2 separate regions of the Homo sapiens genome follow, and region 1 is linked to region 2. Evidence: read pairs that join two places in POLR2A ChIA-PET (ENCODE). Cell type or tissue: PC-9. All regions are shown on one strand. Each heading gives the region's core, and the rest is flanking DNA. Links, peaks and the distances in the headings are about the cores only.

Region 1 (15,353 bases), core at 1-8,000, 270 kb after region 2:
GTACAGGATGTGGGATTTGCAACCTTATGTGGTCCTCCCTGCTCACCTAAGATGTAATCTACAGCTACCCTATTATCTAAGACAACCTGAGCCGGTGAATGAATTCCTCTCTGCTGGGCGGCCTTGCCGACGCACTTTTCTCAGCAAGAATTCCCGAAGTAAGATTCCTCATCCTGTGCTCGTGGGATGCCACTCCCCACCAAGTCGCCCAAAGACCCAGGTCCATATTTTTGGTACCCAGGATCCCCAAAGCAAGTCCGCGGACTGCTTAGTTCTGTAGCCTCCGCCTCCTGGGTTCAAAGCCATTCTCCTGCCTCAGCCACACAAGTAGCTGGGACTACAGGCGCGTGCCACCACATCCAGCTAATTTTTTGTATTTTTACTAGAGACGGGGTTTCGCCATATCACCCAGCTGGTCTTGAACTCCTAGGCTCAGGTAATCCACTTGCCTCGGCCCTGTAAAGTGCTGGGATTGCAGGCATGAGCCACTGTGCCCGGCCAACTGCTTAGTTTTCATGAGTTGTTTAGTTAGTGAGAGCTATAAACCAAAAGTATCTGAGACAGGCCTCAATGAATCTACTTACTGATTTATTTGAGATGAAGTTTTGCTCTGTGGCCCAGGCTGCAGTGCAGTGGCGCGATCTCGGCTCACCACAACCTCCACCTCGCGGGTTCAAGCGATTCTCCTGCCTCAGTCTCCCAAGTAGCTGGGACTACAGGCGTGCCCCACAGCGTCTGGCTAATTTTTATATTTTTAGTAGAGACGTGGTTTTGCCATGTTGGTCAGGCAGGTCTCCAACTCCTGACCTCAAGCCATCTGCCCACCTCAGCCTCCTGAAGTGCTAGGATTACAGGTGTGAGCCACCATGCCTGGCCAATTTATTTATTTTTTATTTCAATACTTTTTGGGGAACAGGCAGGTTTTGGTTACAGGGATGAGTTCTTTAGTGGTCAATAAGTTTGGAAAGGTTATTTTGCGAAGGTTGACGACATGCCTGTGACAGCCTCAGGAGGTCCTGGCAACATGTGCCCAACGTGGACACATGTTGCTTTTATACTTTTTAGGGAGACATAATACATCAATCAATACCTATCATATGTACATTGGTTTGGTCAGGAAAGGAGGGACAACTTGAAGGGAGGGGGCTTCCAGGTCATAGGTAGATTTAAAGATTTTCTTTTTTTTGAGACAGAGTCTCGCCCTGTCACCCAGGTTGGAGTGTAGTGGTGCGATCTTGGCTCACTGCAACCTCTGCCTCCCGGGATTAAGTGATTCTCCTGCCTCAACCTCCCGAGTACCTAGGATTACAGGCACCTGCCACCATGCCCGGCTGATTTTTTTTTTTTTTTTTTTTTTTGAGACAGAGTCTCACTCTGTCGCAGGCTGGAGTGCAGTGGCGCAATCTCGGGCTCACTGCAACCTCTGCCGCCCAGGTTCAAGCGATTCTCCTGCCTCAGTCTCCCAAGTAGCTGGGATTACAGGCACCCACCACCACGCATGGCTAATTTTTGTAGTTTCAGTAGCAACGGGCTTTCACCATCTTGGCCAGGGTTGGTCTTGAACTCCTGACCTTGTGATTCACCCGCCTCAGCCTCCCAAAGTGCTGGGATTACAGGCGTGAGCCACTGCACCCGGCATGCCTGGCTAATTTTCGTATTTTTAGTAGAGACGGGGTTTCACCATATTGGCCAGGCTGGTCCCGAACTCCTGACCTCAGGTGATCCACCCACCTCTGCCTTCCAAAGTGCTGGGATTACAGGCATGAGCCACTGTGCCTGGCTGGCTTTCAGGCTTTTTGTCTTTGGCTTGAAGGTGGGGTTTCACTGGGGACCTGCCCGTATCTGCCTAGGCATTCGACTGCCTCCTGCCACCATCAGGCATAGCTCACTGCAGCCTCAACCGCCAAGGCTGAAGTGATCTTCCCATCTTAGCCTACCAAGTAGCTGGGACTACAGGCAAGTGCCACCATGCCCGGTTCATTGTTTTTTGTCTGTGTCTGTATGTGGAGATGGGGGTCTTCCTACGTTGCCCAAGTTGGTCGTAAACTCCTGGGCTCCTGCCTTGGCCTCCAAAGTGCTGTGATTACAGGTATGAGCTACCATGCCCAGCCTACAAAACAATTTTTAAAAACTTAGCTGGGCATGGTGGTGTGTGCCTGTAATCCCACCTACTTGGGAGGCTGAGGCAGGAGGATCACTTGGGCCAGGAAGTCAAGACGGAAGTAAGTCATGATTGCCTCACTACACTCCAGCCTGGGTGGCAGAGACCCCTGTCTCTAAAAACAAAACAATCACACACACAATCATATTCATAGTTCAACATGAGCACTTGAAGTAATTAAAGACCCCAGGGCAGCACACAGAATCTGCTTAGCCTGTAGATAGAGAACACAAGAAAAGCCATGGCAAAAAACTACGTATGTCCGGCCGGGCACGGCAGCTCACGCCTGTAATCCTAGCACTGTGGGAGTCTGAGACGGGCGGATCACTTGAGTCTAGGAGTTTGAGACCACCCTGGGCAACATAGTGAGACTCTATCTTTACAAAAAATACAAAAATTAGCCGGGTGTGGTGGTGAGCACCTGTAGTCCCAGCTACTCAGGAGGCTGATGTGGCAGGATTGCTTGAGCCTGAGGAGGTCAAGGCTGCAGTGAGTTTGTTTGTTCTCAAAAAACAAACAAAAAACAGTTTATAGTCTTTATACACAGCCGCTTTGGGAAAGCTCCATTCCTTAACTTGTGCTTGTCTTGGTCTTCCTGTGTGTAGTTACTGCTGTAGAAAAGTATTAATAGCTTCATTTTTTTGTTTTGAGACAGAGTCTCTGTCGCCCAGGCTAGAGAGCAATGGCACAATCTCTGCTCACTGCAACCTCCACTTACCGAGTTCAAAAAATTCTCCTGCCTCAGCCTCCCCAGTAGCTAGGATTAAGGCACCTGCCACCACGCCTGGCTAATTTTTTGTATTTTTAGTAGAGACAGGGTTTCGCCATGTTGGCCAAGCTGGTGTCGAACACCTGGCCTCAGCTGATCCACCTGCCTCAGCCTCCCAAAGTGCTGGATTACAGGTGTGAGCCACCGTGCCCAGCCTAATAGTCTCATTTTGTTTCTTTTCTTTTTTTCTTTTCTTTTTTTGAGATGAAGTTTCGCTCTTGTTGCCCAGGCTGAAGTGCAATGGCACGATCTTGGCTCACTGCAACCTCTGCCTGCTGGGTTCAATCGATTCTCCTGCCTCAGCCTCCTGAGTAGCTGGGATTACAAGCATGCACCACCACGCCCGGCTAATTTTGTATTTTTGTAGAGACAGGTCTTCTCCATGTTGGTCAGGCTGGTCTCCAACTCCTGACCTCAGGTGATCCGCCCACCTTGGCCTCCCAAAGTTCTGGGATTACAGACGTGAGCCAATGTGCCCGGCCTAATAGTTTCATTTCATGTAAACATAAGTAACTTCCAAGCAATTACGTAGAGGGCTAAAATTGTACCTGGTATTTAAGTCATCAGAACCGGTTCTGCAAGTGACTGTGTTTTGCATTATTGTGAAGATATGAAAATGTGGTGAACGACAATTTAAAGAGTGTTCCACATCACCGTTTAATTTCTTTTTTATTATTTATTTATTTTTGAGATGAAGTCTTCCTCTGTCGCCCAGGTTGGAGTGCAGTGGCGCCATCTCAGCTCACTGCAACCTCCGCCTCCCGGGTTTAAATGATTCTCCTGCCGCAGCCTCCCTGGCAGCTGGGACTACAGGCGCCCGCCACCACGCCCCACTAATTTTTTTAGTTTTAGTAGAGATGGGGTTTCACTATATTGCCCAGGCCGGTCTCAAACTCCTGACCTCAGGTGGTCCAGCCACCTCGTCCTCCAAAAGTACAGGGATGAGCCACCATGCCTGGCCTATTTTACTATTTCAGAGTTGAGGTCTCGCTCTGTCACCCAGGTTAAAGTGCAATGGTACAATAATAGCTCTCTGCAGCCTTGAATTCCTGCAGCCACCGATATTTCACTTCTGCATTCCAGCCTAGGTGACAGAGCCAGATCCTGTCTCTCAAAAAAAAAAAAAAAAAAAAAAGATATGGATTGCAATCTTGTTTCCTCTGGGGCTGAGTGAGGGATTGAGCCATGTGGGACAAGAGGTTTTTGACTTGTTCCATTTATTGCAGCATAACTTGAATCCAGCCGTCCTTTCTGGACTAGTGATTTTTGCCAGTCTCATGGCTAGAGTTTTACAATCAAGGCTATAGGGTCTTTGTTTAGGTCTATTTGGAGCTTTATGTATTTTCATGTGATTGTCTTTGTATATTGTCTGTGATACATGATACCAAAAAAGGAGTACTCATACATTTTATTTTATTTTACTATTTATATTTTTATTATTATTTTTTGAGACAGAGTCTCACTGTTGCCCAGGCTGGAGTGCAGTGGTGCAATCTCAGCTCACTGCAACCTCCACCTCCTGGGTTCAAGCGATTCTCCTGCCTCAGCCTCCTGAGTAACTGGGACTACAGGTGCATGCCACCACGCCCAGCTAATTTTTGTATTTTTAGTAGAGACAGGGTTTCACCATGTTGGCCAGGCTGGTCTTGAACTCCTGATCTCAAGTAATCCACCTGCCTCGGCCTCCCAAAGTGCTGAGATTACAGGCGTGAGCCACCATGCCCGTCCAGGTTTTATTTTTAATTTTTCAAAATTTTCATATTTCTTCAGAGATAGGGTCTCTCTCTGTCCCCCAGGCTGGAGTGGTTTGACCATGGCTCACTGCAGCCTCGAGCTCCTAGGCTCAAGGGATCCTCCTGCCTCAGCCTCCCAAGTAGCTGGGTCTATAGAAGTGAGCCACTGTGGCCAGGCACGGTGGCTCACACCTGTAATCCCAGCACTTCGGGAGGCCAAAGTGGGCAGATCACGAGGTCAGGAGATTGAGACCATCCTGGCTAACATGGTGAAACCCTGTCTCTACTAAAAATATTAAAAATTAGCTGGGCGTGGTGGTGGGAGCCTGTAATCCCAGCTACTCAGGAGGCCGAGGCAGGAGAATCACTTGAACTCAGGAGGCAGAGGTTGCAGTGAGCCGAGATCAGGCCACTGCACTCCAGCCTGGGCAACAGAGCGAGACTCAGTCTCAAAAATGAAATAATAAAATAAGAAGTGAGCCACTGCACCTAGCTAATTTTTTCTATTTTTTGTAGAGATGGGGGGGTCTCACTATGTTGTCCAGGCTGGTCTTGAACTCCTGGCCTCAAGTGATCCTCCTGCCTCAGCCTCCCAAAGCGCTGTTTGAGAGCCACTGCTCCCGGCCGAGTTATGGGTTTTTATTTATTTATTTATTTATTTATTTATTCATTTGAAACAGAATCTCGCTCTGTCGCCCAGGCTCTAGTGCGGTGGCGCGATCTCGGCTCACTGCAAGCTCCGCCTCCCGGGTTCACGCCATTCTCCTGCCTCAGCCTCCCAAGTAGCTGGGATTACAGGTACATGCCACCACGCCCGGCTAATTTTTTTGTATTTTTAGTAGAGTCGGGGTTTCACCATGTTAGCAAGGATGGTCTCGATCTCCTGACCTTGTGATCCACCTGCCTCAGCCTCCCAAAGTGCTGGGATTACAGGCATGAGCCACCACACCAGGCCTGAGTTATGGGTTTTTAAAGGTGCAGAGGCAGAGGTCACAGGCAAGTCATAAATCAGTACATGGAGGTTGTACACTGGTTTTGCCATAAATAGCAAGGAGATCTTGAAGCCAGGGACCACGGGTCATAGGTGGATTCAAAGGTTTTCTGATTTGGTGCAGAAGCGAATCTTTGTCTAAAACTTTGGGATCCGCAGGAAAGAATGTTAGCTCTGGGTTGTGGGCATGGCCTCCTCCAGGCCCCTCAGGATGGGCATAGCCTCCTCCAGGCCCCTCAGGAAGAAATTTAGGTAAGAGAAGGGTGGTCAGAGGCCAGTCCTCAGCTCCCGCTCATGTGAGGTCTGTGTGCCAGCACGCCCCTTTGGTGGGAGTCCCTGTTTCTGGAAAACAACTGAGGAGCACCTGCTAAGATGGCATGGTTTGCTTCTGTGGAGACTCTCGGGACTCTGGCTTCCATCTGTTGTTCTAAGCTCCTGTGACCTTCTTGTGACCTTCCTGTGGATCGGCTGCTCATTTCCTTCTCTGGGCTGGCTGGGGGCCTGGCTTGCCCTTGAAGGAACTCAACATTGTCCTTGCTTCTGTGCTTGGGAAGACCCACAGGCCCCTAAGGGCGGGGGGGGGTCCTTGTTTGGTTTCAGGAGCAGCAGGTGCAAAGGCCCTGGGGTGGGAGGGGTGAGATGTGAGGCCACAGCAGCGGGTGAGGGCCAGGCTGCAGAGGGTTTTGGGGACCATGAAGGTGGGCCCTTCAGAGATCAGGCAGGGTCAGGAAAGGCAGTAGGGAGGCCCAAGACAGCAGACACTGTGGTTGCTTCCATCTGGAAGATGGGCAGCTGCAGGAGCCTGGCTGTTCAGGGTCACACTTCTCTCCCTGTCCCGGCCCCATCTGCTGGGTGTCCTTCCTTGGAGCCCTTGACAGCACCTGAGCCCCTCCTCTCCATCCCCTGAACCTTGGTGGTTGTGCCCCCCCTCGGGGCCCAACAATCTCATTAGGGTGGCACTGAGACGCCTAATCAGCTCATGAAGCAGCGAGATAAAGGCCGGGGCTGGCACCCTGCGGAGGGAGGCCCAGCACTCACAGCACAGCCCCCTGAGACCCGCCCTGCACTTGGTGAGTAGTGGCCAACCCCGCTGTCTTTCCTGGCAGCCACTTCCCCCAGTGAGTCAGTGGGGGTCTGCTCATCACCCAAGGGGCAGAGGGAGCTGACAGGCTTTTACCACCGTGGCTGAGGTCTGGGTCTGCAGATGCCTACCCGCCACCCTGTTATTCAGAGGGGACTCCCAGCCAACCTCCTCCTCTGCTCCCCCATGGTAACCAGTGCTTCCACCATCCCCAGGCCAGTGATGGTCTGGGAACCTCAGGCCACGTGGGCTCAGCTGACCTGAGTGGACGCCAGTCACAGGCTGGGTCGGGCCAGGGCAGCGCAGGCAGCGGTTTCCACATGGATGGCATCTGATGGTTGGAGCTCCATCAGGGCCCAGAGCTGCCCAGGACAGCCCATGTCCCAGGGCTGGAGAAGCAGCTGGACGGGGCCTGTGCTATCTAGGATATGAGGATTGGGTGCCATGGGATCTGAGCAGCTGGGACCACCGGGCTCCTGAGTGCTGGTTTTGCACAGGCTGGTGCTGGTCCCAGTCCCGGGGACAGAGGCTGAACCTTAGTGAGGGAAGGTGCCATGGCAGGGTCCACCCCAATCCCAGGTGCCCAGCACCCCTTGCAGAGCCCGCGTCCCCAAAATGGGCCACCTGCCCTTGCTTTCTGATCACTCTCACGCCTGAAGCTCGGCAAACAGCTGGTAGTAGCCCAGGGCTGGAGTCAGGAATCCCAGCCAAAAAGACCAGGGGCAGGAAAGGGGACCCCAAGAGGTGGTCCCTGGGGCATCCAGTGCGGGCAAGCAGCCCCTCCTGTCTGTGTCATGTGCCTCCTTCCAGAACTTTCCGGCAGCATGTGCAGCTGACAGCAGCTCGATGGGAGATTAGGAATTCCCCTCTGCTGTTAATAGGCTTAGGGGAAGCTGAACTGCCCTTGGCCCAGGTCACTGGGGCTTAGGGCATCTGGGGAGAGGCTGTAGGGAGAGGAGGAGGAGAGGCCACCCTGTGCAGCAGTGCAGGGACACTGATCTCGTCCAGAGCGGCCGAGGCCCTTCAGCCACGCCACGCCACGCCAGGCGGGTGACCCTGCTCCCCGAGCTGACTCCAGACACAGAGAGGGCCTGGTGATTCCCCCAGCAGGGGGAACACATGCCCGGCACCCTCCGTCCCCAAGCCCCAGCTTGTCCCTCTATGAAGTGGGGTTGGGGAACGCAGGGCTTCACAGCTCAGCACCAAGTCTCTGAGACAGGCCCCTTTCCCAGGGGCGCCGTGCCTGGGGACCCTGCCCCCCATTTTGTGGGTCATTCTCCATCAGCACTGCGGGGTGCCCGTCATGGTGCTGAGGGGCTCAGGGATGCCTCCGTGAGTGGGTGAAGGGAACTGACAGCACCCCAACTGCAAAGCACAGACAAGAGGCAGAAAGCAATAAACCCATCAATAAGAATCAGAGGGGTTGGCCGGGCGCAGTGGCTCACGCCTGTAATCCCAGCACTTTGGGAGGCCAAGGTGGGTGGATCACGAGGTCAGGAGATCGAGACCATCCTGGCTAACATGGTGAAACTCCATCTCTACTAAAAAATACAAAAAAAAAAATAAATTAGCCGGGCGTGGTGTCGGGCGCCTGTAGTCCCAGCTACTGGGGAGGCTGAGGCAGGAGAATGACGTGAACCCAGGAGGTGGAGCTTGCAGTGAGCTGAGATCGTGCCACTGCACTCTAGCCTGGGCAACAGAGCGAGACTCCGTCTAAAAAAAAAAAAAAGGTGAGATTCCAGCCACAGCTCTGGAATAGGATCCTAGGGGGCTACTTTGGCAGGTATTAAAACTTTTTTAGGCCGGGCGCGGTGGCTCACGCCTGTAATCCCTGCACTTTGGGAGGCCGAGGCGGGTGGATCACAAGGTCAGGAGTTTGAGACCAGCCTGACCAAGATGGTGAAACCCCATCTGTACTAAAAACACAAAGAAAAATTAGCTGGGTGTGGTGGCGCATGCCTGTAATCTGAGCTACTCCGGAGGCTGAGGCAGGAGAATTACTTGAACCCGGGAGGCAGAAGTTGCAGTGAGCCAAGATCTCGCCACTGCACTCCAACCTGGGTGACAGAGCAAGACTCTGTCTCAAAAAAAAAAAAAAAAAAGAATCAGAGGGCAACAGCCCGGGAGACGCCCACCAGCCTGGAATCAGGGCTAACTCGACGCGTGATGAGAAGCGGCAAATCAGAACCTAAGGACACAGTGGCTGCAGGGCGGGGGTTCAGGGGAGACCTCCCTGAGCGGGAACTTGAGATGGAGGCAGCCCACTAACCATCAGGAAGGGCAGCTCAGAGGCAGGCTCCTCTGCTGGGCCTGGCAGGCCCATTCCCAGCAGGAGCCACAGAGGACTTTCATCAGAGTAGCAGCTGGGCCGGGTGCGGTGGCTCACGCCTGTAATACCAGCACTTTGGGAGGCTGAGGCGGGTGGATCATGAGGTCAGGAGTTCGAGACAACCTCGTCAACATGGTGAAACCCCGTCTCTACTAAAAATGCAAAAATGCAAAGATTAGCCGGGCATGGTGGCAGACGCCGGTAATCCCAGCTGCTGGGGAGGCTGAGGCAGGAGAATCACTTGAACCCGGGAGGCGGAGGTTGCAGTGAGCCGAGATAGTGCCACTGCACTCCAGCCCAGGCAACAAGAGCAAAACTCTGTCTCAAAAACAAAACAAAACAAAAAAAAACCCAGAGTAGCAGTTAAATGCCGACGGGAGTCACGCTTCCCTGGGGTGGGGAACGCAGGGGAAGGGGCAGGAAGTTGTCAGTGGTCACCCACAGGGAGGTGGTGAGGACTCCAGGCTCAGGACCTGCCACAGGTTGGGAGGCTAGGTTTGCTGTGGATTGTGGGCCGGGGCGAGGGAGGCCAGGACAGGGGGGAGTCCGGAGCTGTGTGTGGCCAGCGTTGCAGGGGGGCATCCACTAGGCAAGGGGAATGGGAGCGTGCGGGTGGACCCAAGCAAAGCTGGCAGGCTGGTTACCCCAGGGCGGATTGCAGGGGCTGCTGTCTGGATGACGCTGGAGCTGGCGGGGCTGGGTCTCAGCCCCTCCACCGGTGGGTTGAGACCCCCACAAGGGTTGGAAGCAGGAGGGCTGACTGGGACCCGGGCCTGGTCTGCCCCCAGACCGCAGCAGGAGGGAGTCCAGGAGCCAAGGTTGCCGCGGTGTCTCCGTCAGCCTCACCATGAACCTGGAACCGCCCAAGGCTGAGTTCCGGTCAGCCACCAGGGTGGCCGGGGGACCTGTCACCCCCAGGAAAGGGCCCCCTAAATTTAAGCAGCGACAGACCAGGCAGTTCAAGAGCAAGCCCCCAAAGAAAGGCGTTCAAGGGTAAGCAGAGCTGGGGGATGGGGCCTCTGAAAGGGAGGAGGCGGTCCTGAGGCTGCACAGGAAGGGGAGGGCGGGGCAGAGCCTGGGGCCACTTCACTGGGTGAGTGGTCCCAGCCTCACAGCTGGGGAAGGTAGGGCGGTGCCTGAGGGCCTGAGCAGGGATGGAGGAGGGGGAAGGGGAATTGGGGGCTCCTGTCACCCGCTCCAGATGCTACTGCCAACCATGCTTGAAAATACAGCCACTGCCGGCCAGGCGCGGTGGCTCAGCGCTTTGGGAGGCTGAGGTGGGCAGATCACCTGAGGTCGCGCCCGGCCTAAAAAAAAGTTTTAATACCTGCCAAAGTAGCCCCCTAGGATCGCGAGTTTGAGACCAGCCTGACAAACATGGAGAAACCTGTCTCTACTAAAAATACAAATTTAGCCAGGCGTGGTGGTGCACGCCTGTAATCCCAGCTACTCAGGAGGCTGAGGCAGGAGAATCGCTTGAATCCAGGAGGCAGAGGTTGTGGTGAGCTGAGATCGCGCCATTGCACTCCAGGCTGGGCAACAAGAAGAACAAAACTCCGTCTCAAAAAAACAAAACGGCCGGGGGCGGTGGCTCATGCCTGTAATCCCAGCACTTTGGGAGGCCGAGGCGGGCGGATCACGAGGTCAGGAGATCGAGACCATTCTGGCTAAGAAGGTGAAACCCTGTCTCTACTAAAAAATACAAAAAATTAGCCGGGCGTGGTGGCGGGCGCCTGTAGTCCCAGCTACTCGGGAGGCTGAGGCAGGAGAATGGTGTGAACCCGGGAGGCAGAGCTTGCGGTGAGCCGAGATCACGCCACTGCACTCCAGCCTGGGCGACAGAGTGAGACTCCGTCTCAAATAAATAAAAAAAATACAACCACTGCCACCCAGGGACAGCCATGGCACAATGCACCGAGGAGTGTCCACTCACACATGCGCACACACGGGCATCTCGCTCCCATCAGTGCACCGAGGAGTGTCCACTCACTCGTGTGCGCACACAGGCACCGCGCTCCCATCAACGCACCGAGGAGTGTCCACTCACACGTGTGCGCACACACGGGCATGACACTCTTATGCACAAACACGCTCACACCTCCACATATGCACGTGAGGCACACTCACAGACAAGCCACCTTCACAAATCTACACTCAGACCATGCACCAACCACGCACCCCCCCGTACTCCCCCAGGGCACGCACCTGCCCAGCATCCTGGGACTTGCACCTCCTTTTCTAGGCCTCAGCCCCATGATGCTCTGGGCAGCAGACTCACCCTGGGTCTGTGAGGGAAGCCTCCTCAGATGCGCCAAGCCCTGGGAGGTTGGGGAGGAGGCGGGTCTCTGCCCACTGGGCTCCCAGCCAAACACCTCATCTCCTAGGAAGGCTAGAGATGACCTCGGGCCTCAGGCTGACTGAGCCAGGACTGGGCCCGGCCATGTCCCTGAGTGCTCTGTCCTTGCAGGTTTGGGGACGACATCCCTGGAATGGAAGGCCTGGGAACAGGTATGACGGCTGCCAGTACCAACCCGAGGTCTGCCCAGGTCCCCCCAGGCACACCCAGCACGCCCGGGGCCCATTGCAGCCCACCTCGGCCCCCACCTCCCCTGCTTTTCACTTAGGGACCCCCAGCCTGTCCATCACTTCTTCCCCCAACACTGAGCTCCAGATCCACTGGATCTAGAGGGTGGGGCTGTCCCCATTTGGGACACTTGCACCAGGTGAGGGGAGGGGTTTGGGAAAGAACAGAACCCCTCGCTGCCTCCTCCCCCTTCAGCAAGCCCCACCCTCCTCTGGTTCCCTCCCCTGGACCTGCTGCACCCACCCTCCTTCCCCCACAGCCAGTGTGTCCCCAGAGGAGGGCCCCACTCCAGCGTCCGCACGTCCCCGCTCAGCACACTGTAGGGCTACACCTGGGCTGTGGGAAACAGGGCCACAGGGGATGGGGGGGTCCCTAGGCCGTGGGATCCTCTCTGATCCGTGGCCCGTTTCTCCCACAGACATCACAGTCATCTGCCCTTGGGAGGCCTTCAACCACCTGGAGCTGCACGAGCTGGCCCAATATGGCATCATCTAGCACGAGGCCCTGCTGAAGTCCAGACCCTCCCCCTCCTGCCCACTGTGCTCTAAACCCTGCTCAGGATTCCTGTTGAGGAGATGCCTCCCTAGCCCAGATGGCACCTGGACACCAGGATGGGACTGCAACCTCAGGTCTCCCCCTACATATTAATACCAGTCACCAGGAGCCCACCACCTCCCTCTAGGATGCCCCCTCAGGGGCTGGCCAGGCCCTGCTCAACATCTGGAGATACAGGCCCACCCCTCAGTCCTGCCCACAGAGAGGCTTGGTCGGTCTCCACTCCCAGGGAGAACGGGAAGTGGACCCCAGCCCGGGAGCCTGCTGGACCCCAGATCGTCCCCTCCTCCCAGCTGGAAAGCTAGGGCAGGTCTCCCCAGAGTGCTTCTGCACCCCAGCCCCCTGTCCTGCCTGTAAGGGGATACAGAGAAGCTCCCCGTCTCTGCATCCCTTCCCAGGGGGGTGCCCTTAGTTTGGACATGCTGGGTAGCAGGACTCCAGGGCGTGCACGGTGAGCAGATGAGGCCCCAAGCTCATCACACCAGGGGGCCATCCTTCTCAATACAGCCTGCCCTTGCAGTCCCTATTTCAAAATAAAATTAGTGTGTCCTTGCCTGTCTGTGGCATATTTGTGCATGGGACAGGGCCTGTGGTGGGGTCACTTGAGCCGGAGCACATGGGGGAAGGGGTGGGCAGTGGGGCAGGAGGGGCTGGCCTGCCTGAGTGGGAAGACAGCCCTTGGGCTCACACTCTCACTGAGCCTTGCTGGTGGCCCCAAGACACGCAATGTCAGGCCATGGCTGGGTCAAGGCAGAAGGCCTTGGTGCACACCCAGGGGCCATAGTCAATGAAGCATGCAGGTGGCTGGAACAGGCCACACAGAGAAGGTGAGACTGGACATGGCTTACACCACACGCCGTGAGGCCGGAGCTCCTACTCCCACCTCACAAGAGAGAAACTGAGGCACAGTGACACTAGCAACTCCCCCAGAGCACCCAGCCAGCTCGTCCTTAGACAGTGCCCACTAAAACTGGCTGTATCTGGGCACAGTGGCTCATGCCTATAATCTCAGCACTTTAGGAGGCCAAGGCGGGAGGATCACTGCAGTCCAGGAGTTCAAGACCAGCCTGGGCAACATAGCAAGACCCTGTCTGTATTTGAAAATAACAATAGGCTGGGTGCGGTGGCTCACGCCTATAATCCCAGCACTTTGGGAGGCTGAGGCAGGCAGATCACGAGGTCAGGAGATCGAGACCATCCTGGATAACGCGGTGAAACCCCGTCTCTACTAAAAATACAAAAAAAAAAAAAAAAAAAAATAGCCAGGCGTGGCGGCAGGCGCCTGTAGTCCCAGCTACTTGGGAAGCTGAGGCAGGAGAATGGCGTGAACCCAGGAGACGGAGTTTGCAGTGAGCCGAGATCGTGCCCCTGCACTCCAGCCTGGGTGACAGAGCGAGACTCCGTCTCAAAAAATAAAACAAACAAACAAACAAAAAAAAAGAAAATAACAATAATGAGGCTGGGCACCGTGGCTCACACCTGTAATCCCAGCACTTTGGGAGGCCAAAGTGGACAGATCATTTGAGCTCAGGAGTTCGAGACCAGCCTGACCAACATGGAGAAACTCTGTCTCTACTAAAAATACAAATTAGCCAGGCATGGTGGCCCATGCCTGTAATCCCAGCTACTTGGGACGCTAAGGCAGGACAATCACTTGAACCTGGGAGGCAGAGGTTGTGGTGAGCCAAGATCGTGCCATTGCCCTCCAGCCTGGGCAACAAGAGCGAAACTCCATCTCAAAAAATAAAAATAAAAAAAATACAAAAAATTGTCTGGGCGTGGTGGCGGGCCCCTGTAGTTCCAGCTACTCAGGAGGCTAAGGTGGGAGATTGCTTGAGCTAGGGAGGCGGAGGCTGCAGTGAGCTGAGACCCTGCCACTGCACTTCAGCCTGGGTGACAGAGCGAGACCCTGTCTCAAAAGAAAACAACAAAAACAAACATGCCCATTTGTAACCAAGATCCCACTCCTGACACCACATCCAGGGGAAGCAAGAGCTCTGCAAGCTGGCCCAGCAGCAGGGGCCCTCACAGTAGCCCCCTGTTCACATGGACCAGTCCATTCGCAGCAAGGGCCAGATCTGACTCCCCACAGACCCTCTGGGATTCCGCTTATGTGAAAGCCCGAAACAGGCCCCGCTGGCCCTGGCAATGTAGTCAGTGCAGGGCTGACTTGGGGTTGAGCGCGCCGCCAGGGGCTGGAACTCCCCGATCGGACCTGCGGTGGTTCACGGTCTTCGATGGGTAAGAATTCCCTACGCTGCCTCTGAAGATTGGTGTCTTTACTGTATGAATGATACACCCGAATAAAACATTTACTATCTCCCCAAAAATGCACTCGGGAGGGAGAGGCCTGGACCTTAGCTCCACCATCACGAGCCCAGAAGGGGTGGCGGCCCCAGGGGAGGGAGGTGCCAGGAGGTGGGAACTGTGCGGCTGGGGTGGGAGTGGGGGCTCGGAGGTGAGGGTCAGCTTCAGGATTTCCTCCGGCCCCGCGTGCTCCTCCCGCCAGTCCCGTGGCTTCGCCGGGCGCCCTGCGTTGGGGGCTGGCATGGGGGACGCGGAGCGAGCGAAGTGAGCGAGCTGGGTAGGTCCTGCGGCGAAGTCACCCGAAGCCCGAGCGAAATCAGGCGGCGGCGGCGGCGCAGGCCGCGCTTTTTAGCCGGGCGGAGGCGCCCCCTGTATCCCTGTGCGTGGCGGTCTCGGACCTCGGGGCGTGCGCTCAGCCCCGGGCGGGCTTGGCAGCGGGCGGGGCGCCGGGGCTGGGGCTCTGGGGGCCAGCGCGGTCCTCCCCGCGCGCTCCGGGGCCGTACGCCGCCCCCCTGCGGGCAGCGAGGGCCCCGAGTAGCCGGGCGGCCAGCAGGAGCTCCGCGCCCTGCAGCAGCACCACCGCGATTGCGTAGCCGCCCGAGGCAGCCAGGTTCGCGCGCAGCCACCGCCGGAGCGGCGGGCCGCAGCCCTCCAGGTACACCACTCTCTGAGCTGCGTCCGCATCCAGGCGCAGGACCCCGAAGCCGCACTGGTCGTTGACAGAGGCTCCATCTTCGCGGGGGTCGATGCAGCAGGAGGCGGGAAGGCTGCAGGCCTGCACCCCGGGGGAGCTGCAGTTAAAGTACCTGCAAGGCGCATGGAATCGTCAGTTCTGGCGGGGAG
Region 2 (10,145 bases), core at 1,489-9,488:
GGCTGAGATCTGGCAGTGCAGGAGCTAAGCGGGGGACACAGATGGACGGTGCTGGGCCGGGAGTCCCTGCAGGCTCCCCTGAAGGCCCCCTCCTGTATGGGTGGATGTGGGCATCAGGGCGGGTGGGGAATGCCCTTGTGTCAGGGCTGTGAGCAATAGAATAACCCCCTGCCCCAGCAAAGCGCCTGGCAGTGCTGGGAGACCCTGGCAACTCCTCCCACCTGGGCAGAGGTGCCCCCAGAAGAGATTGTCCCACAGGCCACACGCCTGTCCCAGGACCAAAGCTGCCCCGACCATTCCCCTCAAAGCCAGTTTCCCTGCTAGCGCCCATTCTCAGGTGCTGACGCAGAGCAAGACGAGGGGCGCGGGGCTGCCAAAGGTGCTTCTGGTCCGGGGACACAAGGGAAGCCAGCAGGCGACGCGGGTTTCAAGTGAGGCAGACTGGTCTTGGGCTCCAGAGGAAGCACAGGGAGGTGAGGAGGTGTGTGGGGGGCTGCAGACGGGCTTTGCAAGGAGGCGTTTGCTTCAGCAGGCGGGCCCTAGGAGCTTTCCCACTGTGGGTTCCTGATTAAGCAGAGGCCAGAGGCAGGTAGAGCCAGAGTCCACAGGAGGCTCCTGACGTGCGTGAGAAGTCTGGGGAGGTAGGTGAGGCAGGCTGTGGGGAGGTGGACACCCAGGAAGCCACAGAGCGTGAGGACGGGCCCACCCCAAGTAGCAACATGTTTTATGTGGGCCTCAGCAGGTCAAGGAGGGAGATGGTGCCGGGGGCCAAGGACCCAAGGATCCTGCCAAGAAGCGTCGAAACGCTGCCAGGCAGAGGAACCCTACAGGGGGCCCCTGGGGGCTGGCCAGATGGTGCTTTCCCTGCTCCTGTCACCAGCAGCTCTGACACCTCTCAGTCCTGGAAAGCCCCCTCCAAAAATGAAGCGGTTTGGAGTGAGTCCCCAGCAGGCCAGGTGGGCCCTGGAGGAGGAGCTGCCCGCCTCTGCTTGGCTCAGCTTCTGCCCCCATTTATTTTTCATTTTCCTTTTTTTTTAGAGAGGTTCTCTGTCGCCCAGGCTGGAGTGCAGTGGTATGATCACAGCTCACTGCAGCCTGCAACCCCTGGGCACAAGCAATCCTCCCACGTCAGCCTCCTGAATAGCTGGGACAACAGGTGTGCACCACCATGCCCAGCTTTTTTTTTTTTTTTTTCTTGTAGCGATAGGGTCTCTATGTTACCAATGCTGGTCTCAAACTCCCGGGCTCAAGCGATTCTCCCACTGCCTCCCAAAGTGCTGGGATTATAGGCTTGAGACACTGCACCCGGCCTGCCGCAGTTTCTTGGTTGGAATTGCCCTGACTCCAGCTTGCCAGCTGGGGCCCTTGCCCTGCCCAATTCTGCCACGCCTCTTCAGTGCCCGGCTGACCCCTGTCCATGGTACTTGTGCAGGACAGGCTCAGACTCTGGAACCAGTGGGTCAGCAGCCCCTGGCCAGGCAGAGATGGGCAATGTCCACCCTGGGAGGGCCCTGCCTGGAGACCAGGGAGAGCAGGGCTGGACTGGACCCGTCTGGGTGTGGACGCTAGCACCTCCCTCCCGGCAGCATCTGGCTGAGATCTGCTGCTCTCAGGAGGAACCGATGGGGTCTTAAGGTCAGTCCCACAGAAGCTGCAGCCTGGGGCGGGAGGATGCCGGGGAAGTGCCTGCGGGGCTCAGTCCCACAGAAGGTGCAGCCTGGGGCGGGAGGATGCCGGGGAGGTGCCTGCGGGGCTCAGTCCCACAGAAGCTGCAGCCTGGGGCGGGAGGGTGCCCGGGAGGTGCCTGCGGGGGCCAGTCCCACAGAAGGTGCAGCCTGGGGCGGGAGGATGCCCGGGAGGTGCCTGCGGGAGGAGGCATCCAGCTGTGACGGGAAGTGAGCTCCTGGAGGTGCAGAGAAGTCCAAACAGGGAGCCAGGCCTCAAGGCCGCACTTAAAGCCGGTCGTGGAGATGAGTGTGCGGAGTGAGAGGGATGCTTGGAAACCTGTGGGCCTCTCTCGCAGTATCCCTCTCAGTACAGTAGCCTTTCGCGGTTCTGGTGGCCTCATGGTTTGGCCCAAGCATGGCTGCACCACTGTGTCCAGGGACAAGTGTCCTGGGCTCTCCGTGGGGAGCTGGCCAGGAGCCGCTGGGGAGGTGAGGAGATCTTCGTGCAGAGCCAGTGCCAGCCCTCACTGACCACGGAACACCTTCAGCTCTCTAGGAGGACAGGGAGACAGGTCCTAGGGGTTTGGCTTGGGCTGTTTCCACGTGGCACCTCCCCTCCCTCGATACTCTTTCTACAAGCCACCGTATGCTACTCTGCAGGTGCCTGGGACCCCACCCACCCCAAGAAGATTCTGGGGTGAGGGGCAGCAAAGGAGCCTGGGCAGCTCCCTGAGTGTCCTCCCCAGCCCGTCCTGCCCATCTCTATGACAGTGCCCAGGGAGGGGAGGACTGAGGCTCCTTCCCAGGAGAAGACAGCACCGCAGTGAGGACGATTCATAAATCCGTTCCAAATTCGCGCGGAGGTGCAAATGAGAGCGGGCTCGACCCTGTGAGGAGGAGTTGGGGTGTGGGAGTGAGTGGGGACAGCCTGGTGAGCGTCTGCCCGCGGGGTGGGGGCTGCCAGCCCCAGGGCCAATCACCCCTGGCTCCTGACGGCACCGTGGCTCCAGCTCCCGCTGTGTGGCACGGAGGGCGGGTCCTGAGGAGACTCGGGGGCCCGCCAGGTCCCCGCTGTGTGGACCTAGCCCTCACCGCCCAGCAATGCACGACTTCACCCTCCCGCGGAGCAGGATGCCCAGCGGCTCAGGGCGCCCTCCCCTCGCCAGCCCAGTGTGGTGTGGTAGGATGAGGACGCGAGCAGGGAGGAGAGGCAGGAGACGGAGCTGCACTCCTGGCCTCAGGGCCCCGTGTGCTGTTTTGTACACTAAGGTTGAGGCCTCGGAAGCCACGCCAGGACCATATCATGCCCCTAGAGCCTGTGAGACTCGGGCTGTGTCCAGAGCAGGGGGAGCAGGTCCCCGACGACTAAGGACACCACCGTAAGAACCACACGCAGCCCCACAGCGCACACGGCGACAACGTGCTGTGGGGCTCGGAGGAGTTCCTGGGGTCTGGCAGGGACAGGCGGAGGGACGCTTCTGAGCCTTACACCTCACGGCTTCGGGACTTTGGGGCCGGCCTGTTCATGGACGGAGCCCAGGAGGACCCCACAGCCCGTCCCCGCCCCTTCCTCCCCGCTCACCTGCTGGCGGGGCGGCCACCCTTCCCCTCCCAGGATTCACAGCTGCGAAGGGAAGAGGGTGGAGGAGAAAGTCCAGACACGGGATCCCCCGTTTATCTTCCTCCCGAGTCCTCGCCCCCTACCGCTGGGCATCTCCAACAAGCAGCGAAGTCTCCCCCGGGCGGAGCTCTGGGTACACGTGGCGCAGGAAGGGCCTGGGCAGCTCGGGGTCTGCTGCGCGGGCGGGGATCGCCCCTCGCTGCTGGGAGCTGCCAGGCCGTCCCCGCCCCGCGCCGCTCCGGGACCCCCGAGTTGGAATCGCGGGGCCCCGGCGGCGCCGTCCTGACGCAAGAGCGCCTCTGCCTGGCAGGGCCCAGGCCGGCACTCGAGGGGGCGCACGCAGAGCCTGCCCTAGGCTGAGCACTCGAGCTGGAAAACGCCGCCGGCGTCCGCGAGCTTGGACAGGGGCCCTGGACGGCGGGCGCAGGAGCCAGGCGAGGCAGGCTCCGGCTGCAGGACGCCGGGGGCTGGGGGTGGAGACCTGGCGCTTTGGCCGTGCGCCCAGGCCCGCCCGTGAGACCCCGCCAGGCGCTAGAGCAGCCAGTGTTGCCAGGGACGACGGCGCGCGGGTTGCGCATGCGCAGTTTGCCCTCCCGCCGCCGCGCCTTCCCCTTTAAGCGCCGGCCGGCCGCGTCGCCGCTTCATGAATGGAGCCCACGTGACCAAACATCATGTGACGTCTGTGGAGCGGCGGCGGCGGCGGCGGATCCCGAGCCTGGTCCGGCCCGGCCTTCCCAGTGCGCTCGGCCCGGCCCGCGCAGGCGGCGAGTCCTCCGAGCCCCGGGCCCGGACCCCTCGCGCCGGTCCCTGCCCCGCGCGGCCTCGGAGCGCGCGCGGCCCCGCCCCGCCCCGGCCTCGGCCCGCCGGGCCCGCAGTGTGGTGAGTGCGGCTGCGGCGGCGGGCCCGGGCGGTGGGGGCGGCGCGGCGGGGGCGGCGGGGGCCGAGGGGGCGCGCAGGCAGGGCTCCTCCCGGAGCTAGGCGGGCGGTTGGGGGCCCGGCGGCGGGGGCCGCTGGTTTCGGGTCTGCCGCGCACCCTGCTGGCGGCCCGTGCCTCGATTTCCCCAGCGGTCAGGAGCCAGCTCCTCCTGCCCCTGGCGCCCGGGTACTGGAGGTGGGCCGCGGGCGGCGGCGGACCCGCGGAGCCGGGCGAGTGCGGAGCGGACTCGGAGACCCGGGCGTCCTGGAGGGAGGGGCACTGGACGGCGGGAGGAAAGGGTGGGGTCGAGCGAGGCGCCCGGGGGTCCGCGCCAGGGCCCGGCGGCCCGGCCCGCAGCTGCTGATTCATCCGGTGGCCGCGTCAGCTCTCCCCGGCGCGGGGGTCCGCGGCGAGCCCGGGAGGAGGGGCGGCGATGGGGGTGCTGCGGGGAAGACCCTGCCCCTGGCTGGGGCTCGGGTTCCGTCAGTCGCGTGCCAGAGCCCGGAGGGAGACTTGCTGAGTCATCAGCGTGAGGTCACTCGGTGCTCAAGCTGATACCGGAGGGGATTCGAGCGAGGGGCCTCGGGGACTAAAAGGCCGCCAGCGGGAGGTGGGAGGGAGCCGTGGGGATGTGGGAGGGGGCCAGGCCCGGCGCCTTGGGGTGCCTGTTTAAGTGAGCGCCGAGCGATCCAGTTGAAGGCAGGGGTGCTTGAAGAGGAAGTGGGGGTGGCTCGCTGCAGGTGTTCTCCCGGGGTCAAAGGTGAAGCCCCGGGCGGTCCACCCCTTCCCAGGCGGCTCTTTTCCGGCAGCTGGTCCTGGTCCCAAGTCTGGAGCAGTTTTCCAAACTGGGAAATAGTTCCCTGAGTGAGGGAGGGGAGGAGCTTCGGTGGGCCGAGCTAGCCAAAGGGGAAGTCGGCTTTCCCTGGGACTGGCCTGGTTGGACAGCCCCTGGCCAGAGATCGAGGTCCTGGGAGAAAGAGGGGTGTGTGTACCAAGCCCTGGGTGACAGTGGGCTGGGCAGGGAGGAAGCAGGGGCAGCTCTACCAGGAAACGGCAAAGGGGAGGAAGCAGCCCAGCCTCTCTCCCCAGTTGGCCCTGGAGTCTGGGTTGAGACTGTAGGTGGTGGGAGCTTCAGGGTGCCTAGCCTTGGGGTGCAGCAGATGGGCTGGTGTGGATGGCACAGGGTGGCAGAACGCAGCACCCAGCCACCCTAAAGTTGTCGCTACCTGAAGTGGGGTCTCAGCGTTGTGTGAAGTTAGCAAAGGGAGTGGCCCTGTTGGGTGTCTGGCCTGGCAGCCCAGGACGCTTAGAAAGTGGCAGCTTGGGAGTGATGTGGCCAGAGCCACCTTTCCTTGGGTATGTGGAGATTCACGAAGGTTGACTTCCTTTGCCCAGGAGTTCATTTCATGGCTGGGTTAGGCTACTTTGTGGTTTGCCCTCAGGGATGCCCCCCGCCCCCCGCCACACACACACACACACACACACACACACACAGGTCCATTCTCAGTGAGCACCCCCCACACATACACACAGAACACAGGTCCACTCTCAGTGAGCCCCGGGGCTTATAGATTCCAGATGTTTCAATGTTTTAGCTGACCGTTGGCCTGGAGTTTGATGCCCTGGGAAAATTTTGGGGTCCTGGAGGGACATTTATGTACATCTTTTTTTTTTTTTTTTTTTGAGACGGAGTCTCACTCTTTTGCCCAGGCTGGAGTGCAGTGGCGCGATCTCAGCTCACTGCAAGCTCTGCCTCCCAGGTTCACGCCGTTCTCCTGCCTCAGCCTCCCGAGTAGCTGGGACTACAGGCGCCCACCACGACGCCCGGCTATTTTTTTGTATTTTTAGTAGAGACGGGGTTTCACCGTGTTAGCCAGGATGGTCTCGATCTCCTGACCTCGTAATCCACCCACCTCGGCCTCCCAAAGTGTTGGGATTACAGGTGTGAGCCACCGCGCGGCCCATTTATGTACATCTTCTCAGTCACTTATGCATCAGTGGAAACTAAGTTTTAGGTTCTGTTCAAAGAGTGACTTTCAGGAGCTGAGAGCTTATGGAGCAGAGGCCATGACTGCCGGGGAGTTTCGGCCGCTGGGCTTTGCAGCCAGGTGGGGCTGTCTGTGTTCAGGCACGGGAGTTTCTACTTTAGCCAAAGGAGACGGAGCTCCCAAATCTCCCTCCCTTTCCTGGCTCTCAGTGTGAATGGGTGGCCTAGGTACCCTCGCAGGTTGCGGAGCCGTGACCATCTGTGCCTCCTGCGTGAGGTGGGCTTATTAGCCTCTGGGAGCAGAGGGTGCATGACAGGCCCCAGCTCTGCCCAGCCTTGAGGGCTGGAGGAGGGCGGGGGCAGCTTCTCCTCAGTCCAGCTCCTGGGATCCCTGCATGGTCCCTCTCAGCCCAGGTCCAGAGGCCAGGCCAGGAGCCTGGAACGCACTGGCTGTGCTCAGGGCTGCCCCTCCCCCACCCCCCGGCGCACCTTTGATAGGAGGCGATGGCTTGCACTTGTGCTGAGTTCAGGCCTTCTGCGGAGGGCAAAATCTGTCGAGGAGGCACTTTTCCGTGTGATCTCTTCAGGAAGTCACCACTGTCATTGTGCTTAGCAGCAGGGGTGGGGGCGATGGGGGTGGGAGAAGCTGGTGCCAGGGCAGTGTCTCTGCACCCTGACTTGCACTCAAGGCTGGGGGGCCCCTCCATGCTTGGCTGAGGGCCTGTCTCCTGGGGCAGTGTTGTGCCGGACGTGTAGGAAAGGGCTCCTGTGGGCCTTCTGACCTCCAGCTCAGGTCTTCCCCATCCTTTATCTGGAAGAATCCAGTGGCTGGAGCCTCGGGACCTTGCCTCTGAGCTGGCTTGGCTGTGGGGAGGGGTCTCTGGCCTCCCCTCCCTGCTCTGTGCTTGCAGCCTCACCTCCTGGTCCCAGGCTGGGTGAGGTGGAGTCTTGAGCCTGGTGAGGATGTGTGCATCCGCCTGGCCACACTTCAGCTCCCCTGATGAGAGTAAGAAGCCCCCCAGCCCATAATTTCCTGAAGTGATCCTAGCTCCTCTGGAGGAGTCTCCCATCTGTCTGCATCAAACCTGGAAAGTGGGGGATGGAGCATGAGGCGGGGGTCCATGCCCAAGGGTCTGGTGGGAGCTGGGCTGAGCTGGGAATCCCAGAAACATCCTTAGCAAGAAAGTGAGAGCAGAGTGCTGGAGGGACCCCGAGTGGGGAAGAGTTGGTTGTTAAGTCCGGCCACCCCAGCACTTTTGTTTTTGCTCCCTGGCCCTGTGGGCACTCACCCGGGGCAGGGACCAGAGAGCAGGCTGCAGCTCGGAGGGGCTGACTCCGCCAGCCTTCACGTTGGGCAGGCCCGGGGTGGCTCACTGTGGGAGCCCTTGTGAAATACCCTGGATGGGGTGGGGCAGGGGCTGCTTCCTGCAACCCAAAGCCACAGGATGGTTACTCCATCAGTGGAGGAGGCCGACTGGGAGGTCTAGAGGGGCCTCGGGCCAGGCTCCTCCCAGCTGATGGCCTGCCACCTGGAAGGTGGGGGAACTCCCTGGTCAGTCCTGCCAACAGACCAGAGCTAGATGGACGGCCCACCCCCAGCTTTTCAAAGTTAGGAGGCTGGGAGACTCGGGGTTCCCTGTAGCCTCCTCTCTGGCCAGGTCCCCCGTGGGGCCCCTGTGCACCCAGGGAGCAGGGGGCTTTGTCCGAGGCCGGCTCAGGGGAGGTGGCTGTAGAAGGTAGGACCCTGGAAGATGCACACACAGGGTCACTGGCTGGCCCTCACCTGCTATTGGCCAGGCTGGGGGCTGCGGCTCTCGTGGGGCGCTGTTGGCTGGCGGGCCAGGGAGTGCGGGCGCGGCGGGGAGGCAGAGGCAATGTGCTGAGTCAGCGTGACTCGCCAGGAACAGCCGCGCTCTGGGCAGTGCCGGGGTTATTTTTAAAGCTCCCGGCTTCCTTCTAGGCCTGCCTCTCCCGCGTCTTATTCCTTCTAATCTCTCCCCTGCCCCTTGTCTTGCGCCTGCCTTCCTAACAGCCTTCAGTTCCCCTTCTCCCGTCAGACCTTCCTGACCTCCCACCTGGTTCTCTAGGGGCAGGGTGGACAGGAAGCAGCTCAGCCCAGCCTGGGAGAGGCCAAGGGCTGCCTCCTATCAGGTATTGGGGGCTGGGCACCTGGACAGCAGGCTGGGGCGGGCTGTGCGGCAAGGGCTCTTGTGAACTGGGCCGGGGGCGGGGGGGGGGGGGTGCGGCGAGGGTGGTCTCCAGGGTACTGACCTGCTCCGTGTCTTGCAGAGAGCGCCTGCTCGCTGTGCCCCCGGGTTATGACGACCCCCAATAAAGGAAACAAGGCCTTGAAGGTGAGTGGGCAGGGACAGGAGCCTGTGGGCTGGGGTCGGGGGGCACAGTGGGCGTGCCCGCTTGGCCTGTGACCACCTGCACTGTGCCCCAGGTGAAGCGGGAGCCGGGTGAGAATGGCACCAGCCTGACGGATGAGGAGCTGGTGACCATGTCGGTGCGGGAGCTGAACCAGCACCTGCGGGGCCTGTCCAAGGAGGAGATCGTCCAGCTGAAGCAGCGCCGGCGCACGCTCAAGAACCGCGGCTACGCTGCCAGCTGCCGCGTGAAGCGGGTGACGCAGAAGGAGGAGCTGGAGAAGCAGAAGGCGGAGCTGCAGCAGGAGGTGGAGAAGCTGGCCTCAGAGAACGCCAGCATGAAGCTGGAGCTCGACGCGCTGCGCTCCAAGTACGAGGCGCTGCAGACCTTCGCCCGGACGGTGGCCCGCAGCCCCGTGGCGCCAGCCCGGGGCCCCCTTGCCGCCGGCCTGGGGCCCCTCGTCCCAGGCAAGGTGGCCGCCACCAGCGTCATCACAATAGTAAAGTCCAAGACGGATGCCCGATCGTAGGGACGCGCGTCTGCCCAGGCGGGTCTTTGCGGGGCCACTAGGCACATGGCGAATTTGGCTGCCCTGTCCCTCTGTTTCCTTCTCTTCTCTTTCCTCCCTCTCTTCCCCACCCTTCTCTCTTCCCTGCAAAGCACAACCTGTACCCCAGGGGCGCCGGGCTGAGCCCCTTTGATCTCGTCATTGTCGTCGTGTGTTTTGTATGTTGGGATTGGTCAGTTCGGCGGTGACGTGGGGTCGCCCCAACCCCTTTTGTACCAGGGCCATGCAGGCTTGGAGTCCAGAGTTGGTGCTGTGGGAACGGACTAGAGAGAGTTGCGGGAGAGAGAAGGAGCAGGCACGCTGGGCCTCGCGTGTCCCCGAGCAGTGAGGGTCCCAGTGTTCCCTCCACTCCCGAGTGGCCACAGGCTCGCGGGCTGGGAAGGATTCACTCTCTTTAGCCCCAGGGGAGCAGCTCAGCTTAGCCCAGCATGAAGAGATGGGCTCTGCTCTGAGAGTAGGGCGGGCTTGAAGGCCCTGATGGGTGGACCACCAGCCTGGGCGCAGTGGTGCTGGGGGCGTGCAGCTGGGCCCAGGGGCTGTGCACTCAGGCCTGACCCGTTGCACTGAACAAGACCAAATCTCTGGTTGTGCGCTTAACGTGAGGGTGGGTCCAGTGTGCCCTGCGATGGGTCCCGTGTCACTGTTTACATGACCTATTTGTGTGGTTATATAGCCCTTTATTTAAAAGAGAGAAGTTCCTTTTACAAAGTTATTAAATTAATTATATGTTTAAAAGTTAAAGAAAAAAGAGCTGCAGAGTATTTATAAAACTGTCTTTTAGAAAAAAAACAAGCAAGAAGACCATTTGACCATATGAATGGAAAAGGGAAGAAAGTATAATAGAAACTTTGCTAGTTAAAAAAAAAAGAAAAAAAAAGAAAAAAAATCCCTTTCTTGTAAACTTACGGACACCTCTTTGTGGCTGTTGGAGTTTAGTTTTTATATACACAGAGTTATCAGACATTATTTATAAAACTTAGTTTAAAAAAAAGACAAAAAAAAAAAAGCCAAGCCGT

The links. Peaks named below come from ENCODE experiments on the same cell type or tissue, not always from the same donor. Only the 100,000 strongest peaks of a DNase experiment are listed, where the experiment ranks them.
Region 1: POLR2A ChIA-PET joins it to region 2 with 16 read pairs; 3 of 35 experiments call an interaction of 5 or more read pairs at or near these places.

Annotation. Positions count from the first base shown.
Region 1 is chr17:81,647,864-81,663,216 of GRCh38, reverse strand. PDE6G (phosphodiesterase 6G) reads left to right here and starts at 6,675. Exons shown (of 4, transcript NM_002602.4): 1 at 6,675-6,724; 2 at 9,853-10,057; 3 at 11,532-11,572; 4 at 12,067-12,758. The coding sequence starts at 9,912. The coding sequence ends at 12,143. TSPAN10 (tetraspanin 10) reads right to left here. Exons shown (of 4, transcript NM_001290212.2): 4 at 14,468-15,316. The coding sequence ends at 14,923. In PC-9, for the core only: no CTCF peak of the experiment used is centred there; DNase peaks (open chromatin) are centred at 3,456 and 4,016; H3K4me3 peaks cover 1,038 bases; H3K27ac peaks cover 1,764 bases.
Region 2 is chr17:81,921,550-81,931,694 of GRCh38, reverse strand. MAFG (MAF bZIP transcription factor G) reads left to right here and starts at 3,960. Exons shown (of 3, transcript NM_002359.4): 1 at 3,960-4,167; 2 at 8,481-8,545; 3 at 8,638-10,145. The coding sequence starts at 8,510. The coding sequence ends at 9,090. It overlaps MAFG-AS1 (MAFG antisense RNA 1), which reads right to left and starts at 8,796. Exons shown (of 3, transcript NR_186500.1): 1 at 8,463-8,796; 2 at 7,481-7,616; 3 at 7,184-7,276. It overlaps MILIP (MYC inducible lncRNA inactivating p53), which reads right to left and starts at 3,866. Exons shown (of 2, transcript NR_015454.1): 1 at 3,250-3,866; 2 at 942-2,219. RefSeq lists silencers at 3,367-3,886, 4,037-4,126, 4,507-4,556 and enhancers at 5,337-5,426, 5,934-6,889, 7,587-8,786. In PC-9, for the core only: a CTCF peak has its summit at 3,436; DNase peaks (open chromatin) are centred at 3,884, 5,124, 7,634 and 8,204; H3K4me3 peaks cover 5,773 bases; H3K27ac peaks cover 4,035 bases.